Linked DNA regions of Homo sapiens: region 1 is linked to region 2. A link is an interaction called in ENCODE POLR2A ChIA-PET data of the cell type or tissue named here. Cell type or tissue: GM12878. All regions are shown on one strand. Each heading gives the region's core, and the rest is flanking DNA. Links, peaks and the distances in the headings are about the cores only.

Evidence for each region. Peaks named below come from ENCODE experiments on the same cell type or tissue, not always from the same donor. Only the 100,000 strongest peaks of a DNase experiment are listed, where the experiment ranks them.
Region 1: POLR2A ChIA-PET joins it to region 2 with 6 read pairs; 2 of 35 experiments call an interaction of 5 or more read pairs at or near these places.

Annotation. Positions count from the first base shown.
Region 1 is chr12:95,079,315-95,086,967 of GRCh38, forward strand. FGD6 (FYVE, RhoGEF and PH domain containing 6) reads right to left here. Exons shown (of 21, transcript NM_018351.4): 19 at 6,466-6,594; 20 at 5,184-5,332; 21 at 1-2,242. The coding sequence ends at 2,206. Among named protein-coding and RNA genes, the nearest start is that of NR2C1, 9.5 kb to the left of the region's middle. In GM12878, for the core only: no CTCF peak of the experiment used is centred there; no DNase peak of the experiment used is centred there.
Region 2 is chr12:94,766,096-94,773,748 of GRCh38, forward strand. No RefSeq gene overlaps it. Among named protein-coding and RNA genes, the nearest start is that of MIR492, 64 kb to the right of the region's middle. RefSeq lists an enhancer at 4,426-4,985. In GM12878, for the core only: no CTCF peak of the experiment used is centred there; DNase peaks (open chromatin) are centred at 2,516, 3,086, 3,516 and 3,907; H3K4me3 peaks cover 2,228 bases; H3K27ac peaks cover 3,480 bases.

The DNA of each region.
Region 1 (7,653 bases), core at 1,436-6,435, 310 kb after region 2:
AATTAAAGAGACTGTAAGTTTGTGCCAGATTTCTTCCCTCTCTCACTCTCTTTAGATTTAGAACTGGCTCATGATTCAGCCAGGTCTTAGAAGATAGAATAGCCTGGCTGATATTTTTTAGATTATAAGGCTTAAGCCAAACCTTGTAGTCAGAAGGCTGAGAGCTCAAGAGGAGGGAAAGAAAACCCAAATAACTTGTCTTGCTAAATGCCAGACGCAGAAACAGTTTATAAGGTACAACTTTAGCCTCCAAAAAGGAATACACTAAAAACTGCAACGATTCTAACATGGAAGCCTTATTTATGTGATCTTGATTATATAAAATTGAGCTACAAAGAAATTTTAGTGTACCTGCTATGACAGAAAGGGGATGGCATGTTAGGATTGTGTATGAGGTTCAAATGACTCCATGGCAAAAAATCGCCACAAAAAACTATAGCAGCCAACTCTAGATCTAGTAGGGACTCTGGTGCTGTACCAAACAGCATTCAAAAGGCCCCAGAAAGGCACTCAGTAATCCTCATGGTTGCTGTTAAGGATCACACTGAATTAGGAAATCCTTTATTTAGAGGCAGAAAGGAAAATTCTTGTACCCTTTAAAGAAATATTATATGGATAACCTTGCTGTTCAATTTTTTTTTTTTTTTTTTTTTTGAGATGGAGTCTCGCTCTGTCATCCCAGGCTGGAGTGCAGTGGCACCATCTCGGCTCACTGCAACCTCTGCCTCCTGGGTTCAAGCGATGCTCCTGCCTCAGCCTGCTGAATAGCTAGGACTACAGCCATGTACCACCACGACCGGCTAATTCTTGTATTTTTAATAGAGATGGGGTTTCACCATATTGGCCAGGCTGGTCTCGATCTCCTGACCTCAGGTGGTCCAACGGCCTCGGCCTCCCAAAATGCTGAGATTGTAGGTGTGAGCCACCGCTCATGGCAGTTAAGATAATTTATAGTTTAAACTTAGTTAATAAATTGTGTATTGTGAACATCAGGGATGGCTTTTATCACAGTGTTATTTCATTTTCTTCTGCTAATCAACAATTGTATGTGCAAGGTAGTTCATATGTTAAACAGTAAGTGCACCAGAATTATGAATCTAAATCTTTCCTAAGGAGGTGTGCTGATAGCTGCTTATAGAGAAAGGATTTGTTGTTTTTTTTTTTAATTAGGAGGGAGGATATCACAAACTGGCAGAAAAAGACCTTTTGAAAATGAATACTATAGAATTTCAGTTATTACTGGCTTATAATTATGCTTTTCTGATATAGTAATTCCAGTTCCATTTGTAATGCACAATATTTTTGGAAATGTAACATTACTTATAGATACAAATATCATCATTGACTTGGGCTCAGAACTCTTATAATAGCAGGGAATATTATGTGACATAATGCTTGCTATATTTTGCTATTTTAAAAAATGATACATTTATGTTTGTTTCGAAGTGGTAGATTTTTTAAAAGATTGGACTTAAAAGCCGGAAGAGTTGGTTATTTGTGGTATTCTGCAAATAAAAACATCTTCATTCCTACTCACAGTTTTAAAAAATTCAGATTCTATCTCTTTGCTATAATTCTTTGATGATGTAATATTAACTCCTGCCAAAGAGGTACCTAACAACAGAAATACTTTAGATAATTTACTGAAATTTCAGTTCACAGTTACTGAGGTAGAAGCTGGCCATGTTTTTCCACTAAAAGATACAAATATTCACCCAAGTTTATTGATTCAAAGACATGCATTTTTTTCATCAGCAGTTTTATAATAATCACAATTCCTAAACCAAGCACTTTGTGGAAATTTGCTCCTTGCTATGTGTTTTTTCCTTACAAAGACTTTCCACCAGTAAGATTGTTACAATGTAAGGTAAGAAAACAGTGTGAACTATGTCACGAATAGTTAATACAGTATACAGTATTAAGATAGTTTTTCTGGTCTCTAAAGAAATGGTACTTTAGAATTCAGTGTGTCTCAGAAATAATTCTGACCATTAAGTAAACATCAAAATTTTAATAAATAACATAAATGAAAAAACAAACACCTTTTAAAAATTGCTTATACCTAACAAAACAATTTCTTTGATGAAGGGTCTGGTTGGCTTTATCTTGGCAGTGTTCATTTTTATACAATTTTTGAATTGCATTTACTCCATTCTGATGAAATTCCACCTCTTTGGAATCACAGAAGAGATGAAACCAATACTGCTACAATATTGTGCCTTCCTGAAATGCTTCTATCCACCTATTGATAAGAGAAATCGGTTAGATTTGTAAAACCTAATCATCTGACGTGTGAACACCATATAGATGACAGCTGGGCCTGTGGTCCTCATTACCATAACAACATAGGTAAGATATATATATATATGTATTTTTTTTTTTTTTTTGAGACAGAGTTTTGCTCTCGTTGCTCAGGCTGGAGTGCAATAGTGCTATCTCGGCTCACCACAATCTCTGCTTCCTGGGTTCAAGCGATTCCTCCCAAGTAGCTCGAATTACAGGCATGTGCCACCACACCTGGCTAATTTTGTATTTTTAGTAGAGACGGGGTTTTTCCATGTTGGTCAGGCTGGTCTTGGACTCCCGACCTCATGTGATCGGCCTGCCTCGGCCTCCCAAAGTGTTGGGATTACAGGCGTGAGCCACCGTGACCGGCCAGTAAGATCTTTTCTTGCAGCAAATTGGCCTTCTGCATACATGGAACTACCCTTTATTTGGTAATTTGGTCCAAAATTTAGCCTGGAAAGTGTGCCTCTCATTTCTGATAGGCATAAGGAAGGGACCATTTCATGTATAAAGGTTCTATGAAGTCTTGATGCTACCAATTAATTTATTTTGGAAGTTGATATTTCAGTGAAGGCTTTATTACAACTTCTTTTTTATCTGGAATTTGGACTCAGTGCTTTTAGGAACACTAGTTCCCTGTCTCCTCCTACCTTAACTCTAGCTATCAGAGTTTCCTTGTATATCCCCTAATCCAGACCTGTTTCAAGATTTGCAATTAAAAGGAATCTGGCATCTAGTGTTGATCAAAAGTTTGCATGCTGTATGAGAGCTTCTCGGCTGGGCGCCGTGGCTCATGCCTGTAATCCCAGTACTTTGGGAGGCTGAGTTGGGCAGATCACCTGAGGTCAGAAGTTCGAGACCAGCCTGGCCAATATGGTGAAACCCTGTCTCTACTAAAATACAAAAATTAGCTGGGCGTGGTGGTGTGCGCCTGTAATCCCAGCTACTTGGGAGGCTGAGGCAGGAGAATTGCTTGAACCCAGGAGGCAGAGGTTGCAGTGAGCTGAGACTGCGCCACTGAACTCCAGCCTGGGCAACAGAGCGAGACTGTCTCAAAAAAAAAAAAAAAAAAAGAGCTTCTCAAAGTTTCACAGACATCTTTCCAAAATTCTTTAGTCTCAAAGTTTTATCTGACAATATACACAGCTGCAATTATTCAGAAGATACTTGAGAGTAGTCTTTTTCCTCCCTACTAATGTAATTGCTTCTGAACTTTTTCTTCTTTCTTATGGAAATATCATTTCTTACGGTATTATTTTATGTAGGCTGGGCATGGTGGCTCACACCTGTAATTCCAGCACTTTGAGAGGCTGAGATAGGTGGACTGCTTGAGCCCAGGAGTTTCAGACCAGCCTGGGCAACATTGCTAGACTCTGTCTCCATTAAAAAAAAAAAAAAAAAAAAAAAAAAAAATATATATATATATATATACACACACATACACACACACACACACACACACAGAAGAGAGTCCAGAGAACTATGAACACTTGAAATCACTCAGTTTAATTATTTTGTAAAAGCAACCTATAACAGATTCAGTTCAAATTTTAAGGAATTTTCAAAAATTTAATATTGAACATAAATAGCATGTTATACTGCCATAGCAAGGCTTTTTTCCCACTAAAATTAATACATTTTAATATTCTGTCATGTACTTCAAAAAGCAATCCATATGATATTAATAAAGAGAAATTTATAATTTAGCCTGGGTCAATTCTAAATTATAAGTAAACTGACTTCCTTTACCTAACTACATGTAATTCTGTCTTGGTGGCATTTCTATCTTGTCAACTCAATGATATAAGCAAAAGATGACATATATTGAAAAGCAGTACTTTTTTTCAGTTTGATGAAAATTGTAAGAAAGCTAATATCTGACAATATTAGGGCAATTACTATTTTGTCTAAATAATTTTTATAGAAAAGATGGTTAAGTGACATAATTTAAAAATATTCTCCAGTAGCCAAAGGAAAATATTTGGAAGAATAGCTATATACTGTTGGATATCCTAAAATAGACTGAAAAAAGAGTCTTACAGAGTGTGTGTAACATTGTGCCTGGCTGGTATTCAGGGATGTGTGCAATTCTGGTACATTAATCTTAACTGTCTTAAGAAACTAAAAGCTTTGCTCACTCAAAGCATTCTTTTTTATTTTCATGCACTTTTAAGCTTGTGGAGAACACATGAACACCTCTTCCTGAAAACAAAAATGTATTCTTTTGTGAAGCCAAGGTAAAAATCAAATGAGAGATGATGAACTATTTTGTTCAAAAGAGACCTAATTTCACAGAGGTAGATACGCATCTCTATGTTAAGCAAACTGATAACATCTAAGTAAAGATTCTTGCTGGAATTCTGAGGAGACTGTTTCAGCCTTTGCCATCTAAACTGATAGCCATTTCCTTCTACTCAGTCACTGGAACAGCATGGGAGTCTCTTAATGTGTTTGACCTTTTCCCCAAAGAAGTTAGCGAGCAGCTGTTTAAACTCCTGCTGTTCCATGGCACAAATGAATCGCTGGATTGCCAAAGTCCTGGAATGTTTCAAGGGAAGATTCTTACCCTCATAGAAGGAGAGGTCAAATGCCTTAGCTTTCCTTCCTTTCAGCAGAGCAGCATCACGCTGCTTCCTCTGAGATCACGTGTAGATAAAATACTTTGTATAGGACTACCTATTTTCTTTTCCCCTCTGCCTCCTGAAAATATTCCAGATACCCCTGCCTTGTCTTTAAAACAATTCTGAAGAGTTTAAATAATACGTTAAATCTTTCTAATTAAAATCTCTGATGTAAATTTTGAGTTGTCCCCATGCCTTAAAGTAGGTCATTTTACAAGCAACCATTAAAAAACTGAAATCTCATGAATAAAAGAAAAATATGGCCAGATTACTTACTTCTGAGCCGAATGAGCATCCTCTGCTTTGAATACATAAAATAACATGTTTTTGTGCAGTAACTGAAATACTTTAGACTCGGAATTCTCATCTTTAACTTGAATAACAGTGAATCCTAATAAAGGCTGACTCTCCAAAGCGGCCACGTCCTAATTTAAAAACATACAAATGGAGAAAAGTTTTTAGATTGAGACAAAATTCAGATTTGAAAACTCTTGATCTACATAGCTCTAATTTAATTTCAATTATTCACATATAAGGTAATGATAATTCTAACAACTTACTCACTTCTCATTTATTCAATAATATTCATTGAGCCACTCCCTCCCTAGGTACCCTATATGCCAGGCACTGTGGCACACAATTTCTGGCATGTTCACATCTACTGAATTTCACAACATCCTCACTAAACCAAGGAAGGCACGTGATTATATTACTTTCATTTTATGGATGCAGAAAACAGCTCAGAAAGGTAAGCTATTCACCTGGATCTCACTAAGGAAAAGTGTGGACCCTACAGCAGTGTTTTCATAGGATGGTGGAACACAGGGTGATCAGGTAGGAGAAAAGGACAGAATTAGAGTAAACTGCTAGAATTGTTTATAATCCAAAAAAGCCTATCTTATCTATGCTGCTGTCAGATCAATGCAATCTAACGATGACAGTAAAGGGAGTATCACTCAAGAGAGCTTGGCAGAAAGAAACACAGCTCTGCCTTTTTTTTTTTTTTTTTTTTTGAGACAGAGTCTCTCTGTTGCCCAGGCTGGAGTGCAGTGGCACGATCTCAGCTCACTGCAACCTCTGCCTCCCGGGTTCAAGCAATTCTCCTGCTTCACCCTCCCAAGTGTCTGGGATTACAGGCACTCCACTAATATTTGTATTCTTAGTAGAGACGGGGTTTCGCCATGTTGGCCAGGCTAGTCTCGAACTCCTGACCTCAGGTGATCCACCCCCACTCAGCCTCCCAAAGTGCTGGGATTACAGGTGTGAGCCAGTGCACCTGGGGGCAGCTCTGCCTTTAGTAAAGTAATTAGTAGTCACACGACACACACAAAAATTGCATTTTAATAATATGGAAAATTCCTAACACATTTGAGAAAGAGCTCTCCAGGTACAAAGCAAGAACACTGTTCACATTAAAAATAACAGCAACAACACCTCCCCCATCCAAAAGCAAAGCAAAAAATCTTATGTAAAATAAATGGATTTTTAAAATATTGTAATTACTTGCAGTTGGCATTACAAAACCCCAAATTACTCATCTTTAGATTTCAGATCTTACCTCACTTGCAGCATATGTATATAGTACTTTATTTTTTATGACAAACCAAAAGTGTTTCCAGGGTTTTTTATTGCCCTTTGATCTGTACAAGTAGCCACTCATAGAAGAATCCTCTGTGTTTGCTGATACCTAGATAAGAAACCCCATACAAAGTTTAATGGTTTTCAGACAAATTATAACAGCAAAATTATTTGCAACCAATAGGTGCTGAAAGCAATAACTGTAATGATAGAATGTTTCAGAATGAAATATATTTTCAAAGTGCTACTATACAAATTGAACTCTGCTATTAACATGAGCACAAAAAAGAAGACAACCATGTTAGAGGCAATTATAGAATTTTACTTGGTTTAACTGTGCCTGCACGTGTTTGCGTATGTTTCTTGGTGGGTTCATCTGTGTTTTCTGGGTTGGCAGGTGAAGAAAAATAGTTCCAGAAGACTAAAATGCTTTTCTAAAAGCTGGATTTGGGGACTTGGGGATTTGTTTTTTATTGCTCTTATTTTGGGGCATCAGGGAAAATTATTTGAACCTTTAATTCTGTTCCTAAAAAACTTTTTGGACTTCTAAAAACCATACAAACAGAATAATAAACAGAAAATTCTACTATTAAGGAAGCTCATTTTAAGAATCAATCTTTGCTTCCCAAATTATAGTAAGAAAGAAAAGAGGCTAATTTTTACTTCATAAAAAGTTGAAAATGTTTTCATCTCTATGCAAAAAGACAGTAAGCTTTTACTGATTGATTTTTTTTTTCTTTTTTTTTTTTTTTTTTTTTGAGACTGAGTCTTGCTCTGTCACCCAGGCTGGAGTGCAGTGGCCCGATCTCAGCTCACTGCAAGCTCCACCTCCCAGGTTCACGCCATTCTCCTGCCTCAGCCTCCCGAGTAGCTGGGACTACAGGCGCCTGCCACCACGTCCGGCTATTTTTTTTTTTTGTATATTTTTAGTAGAGATGGGGTTTCATCATGTTAGCCAGGATGGTCTCCATCTCCCGACCTTGTGATCCACCCGCCTTGGCCTCCCAAAGTGCTGGGATTACAGGCGTGAGCCACCACACCGGCCTTTTTTTTTTTTTTTTTTTTTTTAAGACAGTCTCACTCTGTCACCCAGGCTGGAGTGCAGTGGCACAATCTCAGCTCGCTGCAACCTCTGCCTCTTGGGTCCAAGCACTTCTCGTGCCCCAGC
Region 2 (7,653 bases), core at 1,159-6,158:
TCAAGAACCACTAATATATCATAACTGTACTACTATTTCCTTAATATTTCTCTTAAATATACTCACATTTTTACTTATATAGTTTTGTTTTAAAAGGAGACTTTGTGTCACTTCCATAAAAGAAAAATCAATATCATGTGTCACAAATAAAAGGTAACCTATGAATAATGCAATAGAAACAAAACATGTTATTGAAGTCCAGTTAGACAGTGTTGCTGGCTGAGGCCTGATCTCACTGTGTAGACCAGGGAGGCTGGCAAGTGGTCAGCAGTGATTAAAGACCATCATCAAACCATGCTTTTCTCTTTAATAACATCAGAGGGATTGAAAGTAAATTGAAAATAAAAGTACTTTCACTCAAGGTGATACAATATTATCCAGTGCTAGACTCAGGTCACATCTAAAGTCATCTCCAGTGGTTCATATCCCACTCTTAGAGTAACAAGAATCATGATACTTTGGTGCATGAATATTGCTAATTCATCCAGCCATTTGACACATTTATTGAGCATCTACTACACTCCGAGCACTGTACACAACAGAAGAAGGAATGAATAAAACAGGCATGGTATTTCTTGCAAACCTTCCAGTGGTGAAACATACATTAAACAAATGGTTACACAAATTATATTTGTGTATATTTGTGTTGTTTTACATACATGTAAGCATACTGTGTGCATATATCTGATATACATATTATATATATGTGTGTGTCTATATGCATCAATTTGGTAAGTGGTTTTGTTTGTTTTGAGATGGAATCTTGCTCTGTTGCCCAGGCTGGAGTGCAGTGACACAATCTTGGCTCACTGCAACCTCCGCTTCCCAGGTCCAAGTGATTCTCCTGCCTCAGCCTCCTGAGTAGCTGGTACTATGGTTGTGTGCCACCACGCCCAGCTAATTCTTTGTATTTCTAGTAGAGATGGGGTTTCACCATGTTGGCCAGGCTGGTCTCGAACACCTGACCTCAAGCAATCTGCCTGCATCAGCCTCCCAAAATGCTGGGATTATAGGTGTGAGCCACCATGCCCAGCCCAATTTGGTAAGTGTTGTAAAGGAAAAATACGAGACGTTATGGCATGGTTTCACAGTAAGACCGTCTTTAGGTAAGGGGCCAGTAAAGACATATAGATAGGAGGATGTAACAATTAAACTGAAGCCTAAAGGTAAACAAACTTTAGCATGTTGAAAGGGTGGGTAACCTCCACACAGAGGTAATGATGTAGAAAAGGTTTGGTTCCTTTGGGGAACTGGAAGAAAGATATGTGCTGAGAGGGCAGCAAGCAAGAGGAGGGTGGAATCAGTGGGCAGGGGGTGGGACAGGGGTGGCGGGGGGGAAGCAGTCTCCTAACCTTTGCCTAAAGGGACCAGAAACTTTCTAGTTCTCTGTGGAAAGATCTTCCATCTTTGTATATCACCCTATAAATGTTTCCTAAAGAAAAATCTGTCTGTTGTTTTCACACACTAATAAATCAGTTCAACACTTTTGCATCATGTGCAGAGGAAGTTTAATTCCTCCTCCATGTGACAGCCTCCAAGTATCTGGAGATGGCCAAGTGTTATTCCAGAACTTTCCCTTCCAGGATGAACACCGTCAAAGTTCCCATGCTCCCTGTTGTCTGTGTCCCTCTTAAAAGGAAGGGTGGCTGGGAGCAGTGGCTCCCACCTGTAATCCTAGCACTTTGGGAGGCCGAGGCGGGTGGATCACCTGAGGTCAGGAGTTCATGACTAGTCTGGCCAACATGGTGAAACCCCATCTCTACTAAAAATATAAAATTAGCTGGGCGTGGTGGTGGGCACCTATAATCCCAGCCACTTGGGAGGCTGGGGCAGGAGAATTGCTTGAACCCGGGAGAGAGGTTGCAGCCAGCTGAGATTGTGCTATTGCACTCCAGCCCGGGCAACAAGAGCGAAACTCCTCTCAAACAAACAAACAAAAACAAAAAAAAGAGGAAGGCAGATTTTCCAATGTCCATTTGTGTTATGGGACTTGAATTTCCTTCTCTGCATATTCTTTGTTTCTAACTGCCTTTCTGGAAAACACCCAATAAGTTATGGTCAGGCCTGAATTCCTTGAGAACTAGGAAATTCTCAAATGCATGCCATCAAAAATATTTATTTCTTCTTTCATGTCTCTTTCCTGCACCTTGGAAGGCAAATTCCATTCGTAGAGGGGAGGGAGGGGGCGCTAAGGAACTTTTTCAAATAATGGAATGATGGCGAACATTCATCTATGCTAAACTCAAAGACATGCCCAAAGTTTGTGATAGAAAATTTAAATACAATATTTACTATTTGAACTGATGTTCCATTTGTGGGTACAGGAATGCTACATTCAGGGAAGGTGAGAATAATGCAAAATCCCCACTCTTGACTGCTGTGGCTACAGACCCAGATTCCCCTGAAGTGAGGGCAGGGTACTGGGGTGGTGCTGTGTAAGCAGGGCACTCTGCCAGGCTCGGATCACACATCTCCTCTTTGAAACTGGTGTGGAAAAAGACACATGAGAGCTTCATGAATAATACAGCAGCCCTGACACGCTGAATGCACATTTCAGCCAAATATATGCACATTTCAACCAAATAAGTTGGTCTCTCCACATCCCCACCCTTTCCTCTCTCCTCCCTCCCTTCAGTGCTCTTTCACCACTTTCGCCAGATTTCTAGGTTTTCTTGCTGCCTCCTGTTGCAAAGTGAATTGTCCCAGGGAAGGAGGGCTAGCTTCCGGATTCCCCCCGTTGCACCTAAAGCCTTCTCCTCCTCTGCCGGCCTTCCAGCTCCCTGACTGCAGCATTGCCCATTAGGCTTCATCAGAGGAGGCTGTGTGTGGCCCAAGGGCAGCAGGTGAAATTCAAAGCAGACAAGTTGCTTCTCCGCATCAGTGCTGATATGTTAGAGGCAGGCAGCCAAAGAAAATGAATATAATAAAGAAAGTCTGGTTTAAGAGCATCTGTTGCTTTTCTTGGAAAATTCTACCCTTTACGCATTAGCCTGCCCATAAGAGCTCTACCTCTGCACATAATCGGAAGAAATAATATTCAAAAAAAGTTTTCAAATACGGGTGTAATAACAATGCAAACAGCATTAAAACTCAGCAGAGTGTAGTGCCGGACGCAAGGTTCTCTCTCATGGGGAGTGCCCCTTATGTAAAGCAGCAGGAAACTGTGCTGGCCATAAAATTACCAACTCCTGAGGGAAGAGACCACATCTGCTTATCTTTACGTTCCTTCAATGGTTGATGCAACGTACCGATTAGTTGTTCAACAAAATATGTTGCATGAATTTGATTCTTAAGAAGAATAACATATACAGGCACTGAAAATAGTTATCTTCTGGGTGGTAGAGCGAAGGTGATTTTTATTTCTGTCTTTGCCTTTTCCACATGTTCCTGATTTTCTCCAGTGAACATGAATATATTTAGTGAGAAAGTTATCAGTAAGAAGGAGATTTTTAGAATTGGAAGGGACCAGAGAAATTAGTCCAATTCTCTTATTCCTTACATGTGGAAACTGAAGCTCAGAGAAGCTAAATGACATGTCCAAAGCCATGTAGCTTGTTAAGGAGAAGGCTGAAAGAAAACTGAGGCCATTCATGTTTCTCGGCCTACTGCCTTTCTTCCCCTATACATATCCTTTGCCTTTCCTGAAAGACAGTTTAGGTGAGACTCTAATCTAATGTTTTGAAAAGGCTTGGACCCAATTTAAAAGCAAACTGTGCTATCCAGTGAGCTTATTCCCCACAGAAGACACTATCTTAGAAAATGCAAAGCATAATTTAAAAGTCATTAAGTAAAACATCCTCTGCTGCTGTGACAGCAAAACGTTCGGCCACTCCTTCATGACAGATGGCCCCATGCATTGACACACACCTCAAAATAGCCTCTGCAAGGAAGCTTAACATCCGAGAAAGGCGGAATAGTGAATGTCACAGAAAAGGGAGAGTTTGCTTGTGGGTTTGCATCTCCAGAAGTAAGAAGACTTAAGAGATATTTACTGTGGGCTCATCTTCCACCAAACTTTTATTGATGTGTGAACTTGAAACTTCTTATCATAAAAATTTCTAACATACAAAAGAGAGAATGTTAAAATGGATTCCATGTAACCAGAGTACAGCTTTATTAATCATTAACTTAGGGTCATCCCCCCAGCCACTGCCTCCCTCCCCATGGGTAATTTTGAAGTCAATCCTGAACATTATAACATTTTATTCATGAGTAGTTTAACATGTACCTCTAAAAGATAAGGACCTTTGTTTAACATAAACATTCAAATGTCATAATGCCTAAAAAATTGATAATAAATCCTTGATACAGCCAAATAACCCGTTTGTGCTCCACTTTTCCTGATTACCTCACAAAAATGTTTAAGGCTGGTTTAATTTGTCAGGCACTGTGTATTATCTCAGTTAATCCTGACAATAACACTATATGGGGGCTGTAGGTAGCCTGGGGGAGCAAGACACATGATCAGGTTAGAGATGTAGGTGGGAGCCTCACTCCCCCAGGCTCTAGACACACTTGACTTATTTTCTTTCTCCTTCAAAAGCCAAGCAGGTGCCTACTTCAGGGCATTTTCATGTTTATTTTTCTTCCTGGTCTTTCCATAGCTGTGAACTCCTCAGAGATCACCCCTGACTGCCCAGTCACTCTCTATTAAAATACCCTGGCTATGTTCCTCAAAACATTTGGTACTATCTACAATTCTCTTGTTTGTTTATCTGCTTGTGTTTCTTTCCAACAGAAGAGACGCTCCATGACAATCGGCTCCTCATCTGTGGAGCTGAGGCTTCTGTACCTACAGCCCTCAGCACAGCCTCTGGCAATGGTAAGTGCTCCATGGTTGTGTGATGCGTGGATTAACATATGCCTGCAAACACAACAGGTATTTGTTGAATGAAATAATGCACACACGCACACATGAGAAAAAGAACAGCCTTGTTTCTGCTGAGCTCCACTCTTGGGCTCTCAGGCACTTGGCCGAGGCCTTTAGCCAAACTGCACTTTTATTACTTTCTATTGTCAACGGCTTTTTATAACTACAAAGGCAGTATGTGTTCACTGTAGAAAATTTGGGAATCCACAACAAACACAAATTTGAAGATTCAAAGAGCCTAGAAATAGCCACTGTTGACATTGTTTTTATGCACATATTATGCAAAATTGGAGTCATGGGATTCTTATTGATTTGTGATCTACTCTTTTCATTTAACAATGTGGCATTAATATTTCATAGGTCACTTAACTCTCTTCTAAAATGCGTTGTTTCAAGGCTGCATTGCATTCCATTGTACGGCCAGACAAGGTTGTCAATAACACCACATTACGGGACATTTCACTTGTTTCCTTTTCTTCTTGGCTACCATAAAAAATAACAATAAACATTCTTGCGTGCTTATGCACATTTCCATTATTAGTTTCTCCAGATAGATTCCCATAAGTGGACTTGCTTGACAAATTGAAATACAAATTAGAGCATTTGTAAGTATTGCTAAATTGATCTCTAGAACAACTGCATCAATTAATACTCCCAGCATCAGTGTTTAAAGATGTTCATCTCCTTTTCCCTTTACCAACAATGGATGCTAATATTTTTTAAAAATCTATAACACTATAATCTATCTTTTTAATTAGATCACAGATTTCTTGCGAGCCCTTTCTTTTACTTCTGTATTACTCCCGATATATAGCAGGCACTCCTTGTGTATGGATAGATGAACTGCATGAATTTTGTCAAGGATTACCAGGAAAAACATTGAGCAACATGAACAAGTTGTCTTTTTCCTGTTTCAAGAGCTCTCCTGCCCAGTTTACATGCGCACCTGAGCACAGTCCTTCTTCCCTGCTAAACCTTGCTGAACGTCCTTTTGCCTTTGGTTTGGGAATGTTGGGCGCACATCCCACCAGATCCAGCTCTCCCTCCCATTTAGCTTCAGCAGAAGAGGTGGCAGAATTACTAATTTTAGCTGACATGATGTTTACTGCTGCAAGTATCACTAATTAATGATGTAACCGCAGAATAACAAGTCCCAGATTTCCCTTAGCAAAGCAAAACTGAGAGTAAACCCCACACTGGACCACTCCACAGCATCCGAGCCTACCAACTGGAAAGAGACAATCACCAGGGGCTCAATCTGACCCAGAATTTGTGCTAGGAGAAATTTAACCCCATAATGCCATGTTAAAGAGCTGCCTGCTACCCACTCACCCCATGTGCAGATCCCAGCTTGTCAGCCCTCAGGGAGCCCTCAGGGAATAGGACCAGGTCTTGTTTGTTGGTACAGCCCTGTGCCCAGCATTGCTTGACATATGGTAAATACCTATTAAACATCTGGTGAATACACAGACACCAAAGAGAGGGAACAGACGATGAAAAGATTCATGGAAGCCTGGGCAGGGAGAGGGCAGGGTGAGGAGTATTCTCTGATGTTCTTCATTGTCATCCACATGGAGTAGAGCAAATGGACACTCAGGGAAGAAACAGCTGGGGCCACAGCTGGGCAGCTATATAGCTTGTAAATTCTGGGATCTGGATTTGGTCTTAAGTCAGAAACAACTTCATTCCCTTTGCCTGTTCTATGCTGCCTTCCAACTCTAGAGAAAAATGTCTAATACCCTCCATCTGAGAATTTGTGTTCAATAAATGTTTATTACAATTTTAAAATTAAAATGTCTTGAATAATCAACTTATATTCCAGCTATTGTGAAGACGTTCTCACAGCAACATTTTCCCTGAAATGGCCCTTATATGCTAAAGTGGGCCCTATATGGTAAAAAAAAAATATATATATATGGAAGTGAGAACTATTGTCTGCCTACACAAATTGACAGTAAAATCATAGATTTTCTGGGCTGGAAAGACAGAGAACAAAATGAACAATAGACTCTCCAATGCATTTTTGTTTTTTAATGCACATCTTCTTTGGCTGGAGATAAGAGTTAACCATTTTAGTAACACTGAATGCCAATAACAGCTTATGTGCAAATACAGCAGAAGGAGCTATATAATTCATTTATTCATTTATTTGGTGTTAGACACTACGGAAACAAAAACAGTATGTTCCTCCCCATTCTCATGAAGCTTACTGTCAACCAGGGAGATCCACAAGCACTCTATCACAACAGCTAACAGAGGCCTGTGCCCACTGGGTTACAGAAGTGCTTTACCAGGCTTCTCAAGGAGGTGAGAAAAGAAGGAATTCAGAAAAACTGAGATGAAACAAGACTTATGCTAATTGAAAATATATTAATAATACTAACAGTTATCCATTTATTGAGTGGCCTACTATGAACGCAGTACTAATAACAATTCATTGATTACAGCATTTTGGGAGGTCAAGGCAGGCAGATCACCTGAGGTCAGGAGTTTGAGACCAGCCTGGCCAACATGGGGAAACCATATCTCTACTAAAAACACAAAAATTAGACAGGCACGGTGGTACGCGCCAGTAGTCCCAGCTACTCAGGAGGCTGAGGCGGGAGGATCACTTGAACCCGGGAGGCAGAGCGTGCAGTGAGCTGAGATTCCGTCACTGCACTCCAGCCTGGGTGACAGAGCAAGACCCTGTCTCAAAAACAACAACAACAACAACTACAAAAAAAAAAAAAAAAAAAACTCATTGAGGGGGAATCTATTATCTCCATTTTACAGAGGAAGAA